Linked DNA regions of Homo sapiens: all the other regions are linked to region 1. A link is a contact called in ENCODE Hi-C or POLR2A ChIA-PET data. All regions are on one chromosome and are shown on one strand. Each heading gives the region's core, a stretch centred on a gene start or an enhancer-like site at or near the end of the contact. The rest is flanking DNA. Distances are from core to core; before and after follow the strand shown.

The links. Hi-C counts contacts between places; a loop is a spot of excess contacts on that map. ChIA-PET counts read pairs that join two places held with the same protein, here RNA polymerase II (POLR2A). Pooled maps may share reads with other maps.
Region 2: a map of heart right ventricle shows a loop between it and region 1 (2.1-fold over the local background). The contact joins the promoter of ATP8B1-AS1 here to the enhancer-like site in region 1. A Hi-C loop is called at or near these places in 1 of 168 maps with a recorded cell type or tissue (heart right ventricle) and 1 of 50 pooled maps. POLR2A ChIA-PET finds 5 or more read pairs at or near these places in 8 of 52 experiments (AG04449, AG04450, B cell and 5 more).
Region 3: a map of endothelial cell of umbilical vein shows a loop between it and region 1 (2.3-fold over the local background). The contact joins two enhancer-like sites. A Hi-C loop is called at or near these places in 2 of 168 maps with a recorded cell type or tissue (ascending aorta and endothelial cell of umbilical vein) and 2 of 50 pooled maps. POLR2A ChIA-PET finds 5 or more read pairs at or near these places in 6 of 52 experiments (A549, BJ, CD4-positive, alpha-beta T cell and 3 more).

The regions. Positions count from the first base shown.
Region 1 is chr18:57,691,426-57,695,807 of GRCh38, reverse strand. It overlaps ATP8B1 (ATPase phospholipid transporting 8B1), which reads left to right. Exons shown (of 28, transcript NM_001374385.1): 9 at 276-358; 10 at 479-637; 11 at 1,138-1,226; 12 at 3,811-4,001. Among named protein-coding and RNA genes, the nearest start is that of ATP8B1-AS1, 63 kb to the right of the region's middle. RefSeq lists an enhancer at 922-2,121. Within about 2 kb of position 1,752, at least 6 of the 41 ENCODE cell types and tissues checked have a DNase peak (open chromatin) inside an H3K27ac peak, as active enhancers do; they include PC-9, ascending aorta and endothelial cell of umbilical vein, where a contact is called at or near this core.
Region 2 is chr18:57,628,257-57,632,638 of GRCh38, reverse strand. It overlaps ATP8B1-AS1 (ATP8B1 antisense RNA 1), which reads right to left and starts at 2,308. Exons shown (of 3, transcript NR_164148.1): 1 at 2,121-2,308. RefSeq lists enhancers at 2,047-2,536, 2,060-2,560, 2,607-2,656.
Region 3 is chr18:57,726,907-57,731,288 of GRCh38, reverse strand. All of the region lies in intron 2 of ATP8B1 (ATPase phospholipid transporting 8B1), which reads left to right. Among named protein-coding and RNA genes, the nearest start is that of ATP8B1, 74 kb to the left of the region's middle. Within about 2 kb of position 2,300, at least 5 of the 41 ENCODE cell types and tissues checked have a DNase peak (open chromatin) inside an H3K27ac peak, as active enhancers do; they include ascending aorta and endothelial cell of umbilical vein, where a contact is called at or near this core.

The DNA of each region.
Region 1 (4,382 bases), core at 503-3,002:
GTTAATGAGAAGGATGTTTGTGGGTACCTCTGTCCTAACCTTCACAACAACAAACAGTGAAGGGAACCAACATTTCCCAAGGTCAGAAATTTTCTCGACTTCAGGGGATAACCTTTTCCAAACCTGAAGTTCCAAGGTGAACAGAGTTTGAAAATAGAAACAGCTAATTATTTAGGCTTCATGTCCAGGTATGGCTAATGTAACTTTGGATGATTAACTTCCACTTTGAACTCAAAAATTTGTTCATTTAATTCATTTTTTCCCCATTCCTTTAGAGAAACCAATTTAAAATTTAAGATGTCACTTGAAATCACAGACCAGTACCTCCAAAGAGAAGATACATTGGCTACATTTGATGGTTTGTACCAAACATGTCTTACTTTGCTTTAAATTTTAGTTGCTTGGTTCAATTCCTATTGATTAAAACCAGAAAGACTTTTGTATGTGATTAATTATGTGAATCTTATATTTTTAAAAGGTTTTATTGAATGTGAAGAACCCAATAACAGACTAGATAAGTTTACAGGAACACTATTTTGGAGAAACACAAGTTTTCCTTTGGATGCTGATAAAATTTTGTTACGTGGCTGTGTAATTAGGAACACCGATTTCTGCCACGGCTTAGTCATTTTTGCAGGTACGTTCAGAGTTTCTTGGGAAATTAATCAGCTATGATCTTTAAAGACTTAGAGGGGATTGCTTTTCTGTCCTTTGTCCATCAAAACCAAAAGAAGAGTAATAGCATCATGAGCTTTTTTTTTTTTTTTTTTTTTTTTTTGAGACAGAGTCTCACTCTGTAGCCCAGGCTGGAGTGCAGTGGCATAATCTCAGCTCACTGCAACCTCTGTCTCCTGGGTTCAAGTGATTCTCCTGTCTCAGGCTCCAGAGTAGTTGGGATTATAGGCATGTGCCACCATGCCCAGATAATTTTTGTATTTTTAGTAGAGACAGGGTTTTGCCATGTTGGCCAGGCTGGCCTCGAACCCCTGACCTCAGGTGATCCGCCCAACTCAGCCTCCAAAACTGCTGGGATTACAGGCGTAAGCCACCATGCCTGGCCAAGAAGAGTAATTTTATTGGTGAGCTAGTGAATTGATTTTTCCCAACTGATGACTACATTGAATTTTCCATTTTCAGGTGCTGACACTAAAATAATGAAGAATAGTGGGAAAACCAGATTTAAAAGAACTAAAATTGATTACTTGATGAACTACATGGTTTACACGGTATTTATTTTTCATCTCAGTAGATCTCTCATCTAGATTGCTGTCTTTTGCACTAATATTATCGTATGTTTTTCTAATACAAAATCTTACCTCTTTAGGTGGAATAGAAAAATTATTGGGCACTCCAAGCTTCAAATGCAGGAAGAAGGGATTTTTTTTTCCAGAAATGCCTTACTTTTTCTCAGAAATGCCACACTTTTAACAGGAGAATTCCCTTGGGAAGGGAAATTTCGGTTGTAGGGTGCCCTGAGTGCTTTGATGACGGGAACTGGAAAACCAGGAAGCCCTAGATAAATTAGTGAAGCTGGACTCCTGAAGTCAATGTAGGGTTGATTTCATTGCTGTTACTTTCCCATAGAGGCAGTTCTCTTAGAAGCAAGCCTCCCCCAGCACCCCCAACATATACTGTATAGCTCCAAATACAAGGCAAGGCTAAAAATAAAGTATGTCGAGGACACTCAAGACCACTCCCAGGTTTGATGATTCACTGGAAGGACTCATAGGCCTCAGCACATAGTCGTATTCACAGCTGTGAGTCATTACAACAAAAGGACACAGAGCAAGATCACCAAAGACTCATGGAGCAAAGTGCAAAGGAAACCAGGCACAAGCTTCCAAAAGTCGGCCGTCCTGCCCCCACTCCCCACCAAACCACACACACAATAGGCACTTAATTCTCCCAGCAGCAATTAATGACACCACATGTGAAATGTTGTCTATACCAGGGAAGCTCATGAGAGACTCAGTGTCAAAGGTTTTTAACAAAAAAACTCTAGACTCCCCAAAAGAATGCAGATGGTCAGCATAAACCATGCTGTTTGCACAGTTAGGCATCATGAGTTTTTTTATTATTATTATTATTTGTTTTTTTTTGAGATTGAGTTTCACTCTTGTTGCCCAGGCTGGAGTACAATGGCATGATCTTGGCTCACTGCAATCTCCGTCTCCCAGGTTCAAGTGATTCTCCTGCCTCAGCCTCCCAAGTAGCTGGGATTACAGGCACCTGCCACCACACCTGGCTAATTTTTGTATTTTTAGTAGAGACGGGGTTTCACCATGTTGGCCAGGCTGGTCTCGAACCCCTGACCTCAAGTGATCTGCCTGCCTCGGCCTCCCAAAGTGCTTGGATTACAAGCATGAGCCACTGCACCCGGCCCATGAGCTATTCTTATCAGAGAATAAAAAATAACTGGGAAATCCTCCAAACATCTAAGTTACCAGATACCAGCCCAGGGCGAACCTTGCAAGCCGGCCTTCGGAGGAAGCAGTCTCAGACCTGCTATGTTTGCTCTTTTCTGCCCACGTGGTGACCCCAAATATTAAGCACTCCTTCTATTTCCCAATGAAAAATTTTTTCAAGTATTTAATTCAATTTGAATGCATACTTCTAAAACTTATTCTTTGATTGCATATACATGTTTAAAATCACATAAAAATAATAATTTAAGAAACATTTTCCCCTGCTTTCTCATTTCATGAAAATTGTATTTGAACTTTTCACATTCATCTTTGGTGTCATGGTTGTGGTTATCCACTCTCAAAGAGCCTGTTTGGCACTCTGCTCTTTCCACGACAAAGTTGTGAGATATAGCACTTTTGGACTCCATGTCCAGAAATTTAAATTTGTCTCTGGAAATTTTATTCCCACTTGCGAATCTCCAAGTACCACTAGGATGGTTGACTTTTTATTCCTTCCATAAATATATGCTCATAACTTCTACAACATAATACTTATCATATTGCTTCTTAAGTGATCTTATTTTACAATGTCATGCAATACTTATGACATTACACCTTAAGGAATAATCGCCCAAATATAGGTGAAATTTTCTTGCCCTGAAAAAAAAATTCTGGCTGGGTGAGGGCCACCTGTAATCCCAGCAGTTTGGGAGACTGAGGCATGCAGATCACTTGAGGACAAGAGTTCGAGACCAGCCTGGCCAACATGGTGAAACTCGTCTCTACTAAAAAGACAAAAATTAGCCGGCCTTGGTGGCGCGTGCCTGTAATCCCAGCTACTCAGGAGGCTGAAGCATAAGAATTGTTTGAACCAGGGAGGTGGAGGTTGTAGTGAGCCACAATGGCACCACTGCACTCCAGCCTGGGTGATACAGTGAGACGCTGTCTAAAAAAAAAAAAAAAAAAAAAAAAAAAAATCTGTTGAATATCTTCTATAAGCATTCCAGTTTTCCAGTTCAGCCTTGTTGGAAGTTGTTTCATGCTAAGTAAGATATCTTCCCCAAACAGTATGTTATTGTTCAAAGTAAACGTAATTGAGAGAATGCCCTGTAATATAAGATTCTTCAAGGATTTGAATATAAGACACCACCTTCTCTTTGGAGAGATAATTTTGGGAACAAAACCTTACCTTCTATGGGAGATGTAGGATACATCAGTCAATTGCAGCAATCAAATAGACTTTCAAAGCGTTATGATAGTGCTGTTTTTATTTGACATATATTATTTTTCAGACTACTAAATTCTCAATCATATGAAGTATTGAGTAAGGTTAATTAGCATCTAGGAAATGCAAGAGGTTGGAAATCCATCTTCAGAATGCATTTAAATGTTTTCTGTCTTCTAGATCTTTGTTGTTCTTATTCTGCTTTCTGCTGGTCTTGCCATCGGCCATGCTTATTGGGAAGCACAGGTGGGCAATTCCTCTTGGTACCTCTATGATGGAGAAGACGATACACCCTCCTACCGTGGATTCCTCATTTTCTGGGGCTATATCATTGTTCTCAACACCATGGTACCCATCTCTCTCTATGTCAGGTAAGGCTGTCCTCTCTGGCATTTTGCTTTAATGGAAGAATGTTGTACCTTCTCCCAACATAGTGCCTTCATTTCTAGTGATCACTGTTTCAAAGGTCACAAAGAACAGGTAAGAAAATCACGTTCATTTCAGAATTGAGGGTAAGAGAGGAAAAGGAAATTAACATTTGAGTATCCACTCTGTGCCAGGCACCTTTTATCTCATCCTGTTTGCAGATAAGGGTAGGGAATTTCAAAGATCGATTGCTACTCCTGTAGTCATTGTCTTATTAGTAAGGTTCCCTTCTCACCGGGTTCCAAAGCCCAGACTTCAGAAAGGGACTGGGAGGAGGGGAAGATTTAGCAGGTGATGGAAAAACTTAGTTTTCCCTTTTGGAAGTG
Region 2 (4,382 bases), core at 1,059-3,558, 64 kb after region 1:
GTGAGGAGCCCCTCTGCCCGGCCACCACCCCGTCTGGGAGGTGTACCCAACAGCTCATTGAGAACGGGCCATGATGACAATGGCGGTTTTGTGGAATAGAAAGGGGGGAAAGGTGGGGAAAAGATTGAGAAATCGGATGGTTGCCGTGTCTGTGTAGAAAGAGGTAGACATGGGAGACTTTTCATTTTGTTCTGTACTAAGAAAAATTCTTCTGCCTTGGGATCCTGTTGATCTGTGACCTTACCCCCAACCCTGTGCTCTCCTGAAACATGTGCTGTGTCCACTCAGGGTTAAATGGATTAAGGGCGGTGCAAGATGTGCTTTGTTAAACAGACGCTTGAAGGCAGCATGCTCGTTAAGAGTCATCACCACTCCCTAATCTCAAGTACCCAGGGACACAAACACTGCGGAAGGCCGCAGGGTCCTCTGCCTAGGAAAACCAGAGACCTTTGTTCACTTGTTTATCTGCTGACCTTCCCTCCACTATTGTCCTGTGACCCTGCCAAATCCCCCTCTGCGAGAAACACCCAAGAATGATCAATCAATAAATAAATAAATAAATAAATAATAAAAAAAAAAATAAGAAGCAGTGGTAAGCCAGAGCATACACAGCCTGGAAAGCCTGTAAGGATGTTGAGGTGAACCCTGAGAGCAAAAGGAAGTCCATGGAAAGTTGCTAGATAGAGAATGAAATGACTGTGTTTATATTTGTAAGTGTTCGCCCTGGCTGGAGTGTGAAGATTAGATTGGAGAGGTGTGGGGAATCCAGAAGATGGGTGGAGAGGTTAGCCAGAGGGAGGATGTGACTTGCATTGCACTAGAGGGAAAGGATGGATGCCAAAGCACGAGAGTTTGCAGGTTTCAAGGGAGGGCTGTCAGACAGCATCCATTTAATAGCTTGAAGCAAGAGACTGGTCATTTGCTGAGATTTGGGGCTGTGGGAAGGACCTACGGTTTGAGACATTCTGAAATGCTGACCAGAAAGCCCACTGTTGGGGGAAGACAGGTTTAGTGGGAAGGGCAAATTGAGAGACGAGGTCCACCAAGCAGCTCTCAGCAGTTTGAAGGCTTCAAGTTGTTATTCATGCATATCATGGAACAAAAGAATAACAATGATTAACCATTAATGCCATTTATATCCTAATTCAGAAAGCTTACTGGATGTCAAGTACATGTTAGGCATATTTTGGTATAGCTGATCTCATATTATCCTCACAATAACCTTCCCAGTGAAGGGTTATTATCACTTTATAATTGAAACATCTGTGGCTCAGAAAGGTTAAGAAACTTGACCAGGCTCACCAAGCCAGAAAATGAGTTCTGTGATCTATGGAACGTATCTGGCTTCATTCAGAGCTCTAACGGTACAGGAGTTACCATTGTTCACCCTCCTTAAAGAATGAGCATCCAGCGGGACTTTAAAATAACTGTAATTTTTTTTAGTGAGAGACAAGGTGCTTACAAGCAAGCAGCTTGCAATCATGAAGCCTGGGAATCACTGAAGCAAATCTAAGTGCTTAAACTTAACTACAGGAAAAGGAAAGTTAAGTTTTCGGTTCCTCAAATTAATATTTTCATTGTAATGATAATTTCCACTTTTAGTTTGCCGTTTACAAGCCAATTTTATTTTTTATTGCATCTATCTATCATCTATCTATAATTTATTTATTAATTAGAGACAGGGTCTCTCTCCGTAGCCTCAGGCTGGAGTGCAGTGGCGTGATCACAGCTCAGTGCAGCCTCGACCTCCATGGCTCAAGCGACCTCCCACCTCAGCCTCCTAAGTAGCTGGGACCACAATCCCATGCCAATAAGCCCGGCTAATTCTTGTATTTTTTATAGAGGGGCGGGGGCGGGGGTGGCTCACCACGTTGCCCAGGCTGGTCTCGAACTCCTGGCCTCAAGCGACCCTCCACCTCCGCTTCGGCCTCCCAAAGTGCTGAGATTACAGGCGTGAGTCACCGCCCTCGATCTCATTTAAAATATAACTGAGATTTTCCAACTGCTTCACTGATTTGTTAACTAAGTGAACTCTGCTTGGACCCCTCCCCGATTCCCGGTACTGGGACAGGGAAACGAGCCCTAGAGGCGCCCGCAGTGATGTTTGCCTGTTCTCTTACCGAAGCCTGTTATGAGGAGCAAAAAGCAGAATGTCCAAGAAGGCTCTTTGAAGATGTCTGTGAGTTTGCCTGGGGACAGCTCCTGGAAGGCGGTGTCCCCGCGACTAGGGCGAGCCCCGGATTCCCCATCATCCCGGACTCCCCAACACCCGGAGGCGCGGCGCCACGAACAGGACCAAGTAGGAAATGCAAGACCACGCGCCAGAAACGCGGAAGTGGCCCGGAGACAACATGGCGGCGCCGGCGTCAAGTGCCCTAACCCCGGACCGGCGGCCTGGTACGGTGGCCTGTGGGGGACGCCACATTAAAAGAACAGAGACGCTCATCCTGCGCCTGGTAGGGCGAAGTGGGGTCCGGTAAAGCGACCTTCAGCGCAAAGCTGAGGGGGCGCAGGGACCTAACAGCAAGGACCGCAGGGGGAGGCCACCCCTTGCTGGCCAGAATCAGAATGAAGAGACAGACGATAATGCCGTTCATTCTGGCCGTCCCGAGTAGCTGGGACTACAGGCGTGCGCCCACCACGCCAGGCTAATTTTTTAAAAATTTTATGGAGACGGGGGTCCCACTATGTTGCCCGGGCTGGTCTTGAACTCCTGGCCTCATGTGATCCTCCCACCATGGCCTCCCAAAATGTTGAGATTACAGGCCTGAGCCACCGCACCTGGTCATTCAACTATTATTTTAAGCCACACACTTCTGCATAATAGAGCATGTATTATTAGTCTACTATTGCCACACTAAAGAGGTGTAACAAAATGCCTCCCAAACTCAGAGGCGTAACCCAACAATCGTTTATTCTCACTTATGCATCTGCAGGTCACTGATGTGGGCTGAGTTCAGCTGGACGTGTCTCCAAGCTGAAGATTGGGTCCCTGTCTTCTCCATGTCTCAGCTTCCCTGGACCAGTGGGTCAGTCAGGGCGTGTTCTTCTCATGGTGGTTGTTCACAGAAAAAGCGGTCTTGATCCAGACCCCAAGAGAGGCCTCCTGAATTACACGCAGGAAGGAATTCAAGACAAGTTGCAGGGTACGGTGAGAGTTTATTGAAAGCGCCTCCATTACAGAGTAGGGCGTCCTTAGGAAGCAAGCAAAGGAATGCCCCGTCTTTGTTTTAGCTTTTTCTTTTTTTTTTTTTTTTGAGATGGACTCTTGCTCTATTGCCCAGGCTGGAGTGCAATGGCACAATCTCGGTTCACTGCAACCTCTGCCTCCTGGGTTCAAGCAATTCTCCTGCCTCAGCCTCCTGAGTAGCTGGGATTACAGGCGCCCGCCACCACGCCTGGTGAATTTTTGTAGTTTTAGTAGAGACAGGGCTTCGCATGTTGGCCAGGCTGGTCTCAAACTCCTGACCTCAGGATGATCCACCCGCCTCGCCTCCCAAAGTGCTGGGCCACTGCGCCTGGCCATTTTAAATTTTTCATATATAGGCCGGGCGCGGTGGCTCACGCCTAATCCCAGCACTTTGGGAAGCCGAGGTGGGCAGATCACAAGGTCAGGAGATCGAGACCATCCTAGCTAACACGGTGAAACCCCCATCTTTACTAAAAATACAAAAAATTAGCCGGCTGTGGTGGTGGGCGCCTGTAGTCCCAGCTACTTGGGAGGCTGAGGCAGGAGAATGGGTGAACCCGGGAGGTGGAGCTTGCAGTGAGCCGAGATTGCGCCACTGCACTCCAGCCTGGGAGACAGAGCGAGACTCTGTCTGAAAAAAAAAAAAATTTGATATATAGGGGTTTTGTCTATGTAAAGGCTAAACTAAGCTGTGTCTTTGTGCATGTGGTCTGACAGCATGACAAAATTTATTATTTTATTGATTTAAAGAAAACTCTCCTTGACATTTTAGTGTATAAGTACATTAAAGCATAACTATAATTATCTTGAAAGCATATATTACGGGTATTGGGACATCTGGTCTTTCTGTTGTTACAGGATTGTGTCCTTGCAGGTATCTTTAGGCTGTTTTCTCAACTGTAAACATCTTATGACCATGGGTTGTGACTGGCAAGGAGTCTCAAGATGGAGCTCAACTTAAAATGGTGTCACTCTGGCCCTCCTAGGCCTCGGCTTCTCTAACAATGGCAGAAGCAAGAACACAAGTCCAACTGCACAAACACATTGTAAACCTTTGCTTGCATCACACCTGCCAATATCCTATGGCCAAAGTAAATGCACATGGCTAAGCCCAGCAGAAATGAAGCAGGGAAGTATATTCCTTCTGTATGGGAGAAGGGAGTGTGAAAGGAAAATATCTTGGACCCCCAAA
Region 3 (4,382 bases), core at 1,051-3,550, 35 kb before region 1:
TGTCTCCCCAGCTGGAGTCCAGTGGTGTGAACTCGGCTCACTGCAGCCTTGACCTCCTGGACTCAAGTGATCCTCCTACCTCAGCCTCCTGAGTAGCTGGACTACAGGCATGCACCAGTATGTCCAACTAATTTTTGTATTTGTGTGTGTGTTTGTGTGTGTAGATGGTATTTCACTATGTTGCCCAGGCTCGTCTCAAACTCCTGAGCTCAAGGGATCTGCCCACCTCAACCTCTCAAACTCCTGGAATTACAGGCATGAGCTACGATGCGTAGCCAGTGTATATATTCTTAAAATGGAGTTATGCGGGCAAGAATCTGCATGTTACTGCACCCAGAAATTTTTAAAGGATACATATCAATCAGTCTTAGATGTTAACTATTAGTATTGTTAAATTGGCGGTATGAGTTATATAAATAACCATCCTTGTGTATGTGTGTGTGTGTGTGTGTGTATATATATATATATATATATATATATATATATGTATATGGTCTGCCCAGGGTCAGGCCAGCATCAGAGGCAGGGTCTAGACCAAGGCCAGCAAACTTTTTCTGTAAAGGGCCAGCAAGTAAACATTTTAGGCTTTGTGGACCACGTGGTCTCTGCCAATGTTGAGTGTAAGTGACCGCAGACAGTACATCACTGAAGGCAGTAGAACATGGCTTGCTTTTACCATGATGCCTTTTCTTTTGTGGCTTTTCTATTTCATCTCCTGCTGGTTCTCCCACCCTGGCAAACAGATGTGGGCTTCTCTTGTAGCTCTTCTCCATGAGCAAGCTGAGACTTTTCTCTCTGGACCCCAGATTTGATATCAGGCTGAAAATATTTCCTCCATGGTGTTCCCTAAAATTCTAGCCGAACAACCTTAGCATCACATTCACAGAAATCATTATCATAGTGTTCTGGTTTCAGCGCTCCAGACACGCCTCCCTGCAGCCTTAGTCAGAGAAGCCTCGGATTTTAGCTGGTTTTCCCGAGGTCTCTGTTACTGCCATTCTGCCCTTGAAGGCTTTCTAGAAGCCTCTTTTTCCCCCATGCCAAACCCCCCCTCTAGTTTCTCTTTCTTGGGTTCTGCTATCTGGATGAGCTATTTTTTTCTAATAATTTTAACCTGTAGAAGATGTGATATGCATGAAATCCCATTTCTGCAATGATTCTTCCTGTTCTGGTCACAGAATCTGCCTGTGGGGAGATTCTCAGTGTGGGGAGTGCATGCACCCCGCGAGCCCCATCTCACCCAAATGTGGGGAGGCCATTGACTCCTGTATGTTGTGTGTCCGCTACCTTTCCATAGCAAACATTTAGATGGATTACCTCTTAGAGTGGGTTTCTGGTTTTGATTTCAAGCTGTTGAGGATTGAGCTTAAGTGCCTTCTGCCTTGAATCAGAAGGTACTAAACTCATGATACTTGACCAAAATTAAAGTGAAATTCCCTGCCGGGCACAGTGGCTCACGCCTGCAATCCCAGCACTTTGGGAGACTGAGGTGAGTGGATCACCTGAGGTCAGGAGTTCAAGACCAGCCAGACCAACATGGTGAAACCCCGTCTCTACTAAAAATACAAAAATTAGCCAGGCGTGGTGGCAAGTGCCTGTAGTCCCAGCTATTTGGGAGGCTGAGGCAGGAGAATCACTAGAACCCGGCAGGCAGAGGTGGCAGTGAGCTGAGATGGTGCCATTGCACTCCAGCCTGGGCAACAAGAGTGAAACTCCAACTCAAAAAAAAAAAAAAAAAAGAAAGAAAGAAAATGGAATTCCCACCAATCTGAACAGGAAGGTGGCCTCTGTCATAACAGGTCCAGACTGGATATTGGTGAACTAGCTAAAGCTGAAGCAGCCAGACAAGTTACAAGGAAGTTCTAGTTGATTGCCCAAACAGTGAATAAAACATGCTTCTTCCTCATTCCTTTCCCCGCTAATTGCACTGCTTAGTCTCCTATCACAATTTTGGAATCTCTACCAAATGTAGATATCTGATGGGGTGGCAGGAGAATTGGCTCCATGGGGTCCAGGGTCAACTTTGCTCTTGGTGCTTGGTGGCACGCCATCAGACGTGTAGTCCGAGACACAGCAAAGGGACCGGGATTGGGTGCCTGCAGAAATGTCAGAGACGCATGTAGTGGGTGGAAACTCTCATCCCCTGTTTTTTTACAACTCTGCCTGCCCATTCTGGTGGTTAGGATCCTTTCCTGATCATTCAGTTTGCAGGTCATATGTTTTGTAGATTTCTACCCTCGGTATATGGGCATTAAAAGAGCTCAGTCTTGGCCGGGTGCGGCGACTCATGCCTGTAATCCCAGCACTTTGGGAGGCCAAGGAAGTTGAATCGCCTGAGGTCAGGAGTTCGAGACCAGCCTGGCCAACATAGTGAAACCCCATCTCTATTAAAAATACAAAAATTAGCCCGGCATGGTGGTGCACACCTATAATCCCAGCTACTCGGGAGGCTGAGGCAGGAGAATCGCTTGAACCTGGGAAATGGAGGTTGCAGTGAACCAAGATCCCACCACTACACGCCATCCTGGGTGACAAAGTGAGACTCCATCTCAAAAAAAAAAAAAAAATGCTCAGTCTTGAATCTTAGTCATGTTTTCCAAGGGTGATTTATATTCCTAGGGGATTTGGGTGGTTCTCGCTTCTCAAAACCCATATCAAATGACTTTGCCTGTGACTTTTTACAAAAATTCTTATTCTAATACCTCTCTGCGCCCTTCCCAAGCACACAGATGATGTTCAGTAAATGCCAGACCTCTTTCCTCCCATTTCCCATGTGCCCTGCCTCCCTCACAGCCAGTCTGCTCTCCTTCTTTCCTCCCTTCCTCTCTTTGCCCTCTTCATCCCTCTTTCCTTTCCCACTATATTCTCATTTGTGCAATTTCCCAGTTAAGGTCAGTGTCACCCTGACTTCTCTTTCTTTTTTTAATCATCATCTGTCTTTCTTGACATTTCACATCCTGAATAATTTCCTTCAGAGAATCAGTTCTTTAAGACATCAGAACATGAGTCACCCTGCGAGGTACCACCAGACTAACACCAGGGACCAGCACCCATTCTAGCAAAACACTGCCTAAGCAGCCTGAACTGCGCTAGTTTCTTTAATGAGGGTTGTAGCACAGAAAGTTGCTTTCTTTTTTTTTTAAAGAAAGGAAATCCTCTAGCCCAACTAAGCTTTCCTGTTAAACAAGTGCTTTGAGAGACCCATTCAGAGTACTTTTCACTAGAAGGACCTTTATTGTGTTTTGTGAGAAGGAAGGACAGGCACAAACATGCTGTTAGAATGTGCCATGGAGAAAGATAAGCCCACAGGTTCGAGTGGAGTAACTTTACCCTTTGTGTAAAGATTCAGCAAAGATTCTCAGAAATGAGCGGGAATGTTTTCAGTGCTATGGGATGAGCTCTGTCGTTTCCTGATGAACACACTTCTCAGCATGTGTTCTGGGAAACACTAGTTTTTGTATTTTTGGAGTTTTCTTGTTGTTTGTTTGTTTGTTTTTGTTTTGAGATGGAGTCTCTCTCTGTCGCCCAGACTGGAGAGCAGAGGCGCGATATCGGCTCACTGCAACCCCGCTCCTGGGTTCAAGCGATTCTCCTGCCTCAGCCTCCCAAGTAGCTGGGATTACAGGCGTATGCTACCACGCCTGGCTAATTTTTGTATTTTTAGTAGAGACAGAGTTTCACCATGTTGGCCAGGATGGTCTCGATCTCCTGAACTTGTGATCCACCAGCCTCAGCCTCCCAAAGTGCTGGGATTATAGGCGTGAGCTACCACACCCGGCCTTAAAGTGATATCTTCATAAAATAATCTGGAATTAAGAATGTGGGGTCTTTAGCGCATCTATGAATTAATATTTAGTTGGAACCAAAACACAGATAAAGATGGCTCATTGAAACGTATCAATCGTAGGATATCCTAGGGAATCTGTGAAAAGTGCTGAGGGAGCTGTTCCACTTAATAAGATGAATTTTCCATTTTCGGCACATACCACATATGGGAGTCTACTCTGGCTACTTATTTTCTTTCTTTCTCTGATCGGTTGTAAATTACCATCCACCTCCACAGCCTAAAAACACCAGAGTAATTGATGCTTGTAAAGCCGCAGGGTGAGGGGTATTCCTGCACTGAGTGATTACTGATGGGGAAGGGTGGTGATACTGTGCCATCTCATTTTATTTTATTCTTTTTATTTATTTGTTTATTTATTTATTTGACAGAATCTCGCTCTTGTTGCCCAGGCTGGAGTGAAGTGGCGTGATCTCAGCTCACTGCAACCTCCGCCTCCCGGGTTCAAGTGATTCTCCTGCCTCAGCCTCCCGAGTAGCTGGGATTACCGGCGCCCGCCATCACGCCCAGCTAATTTTTGTATTTTTAGTAAGGACGG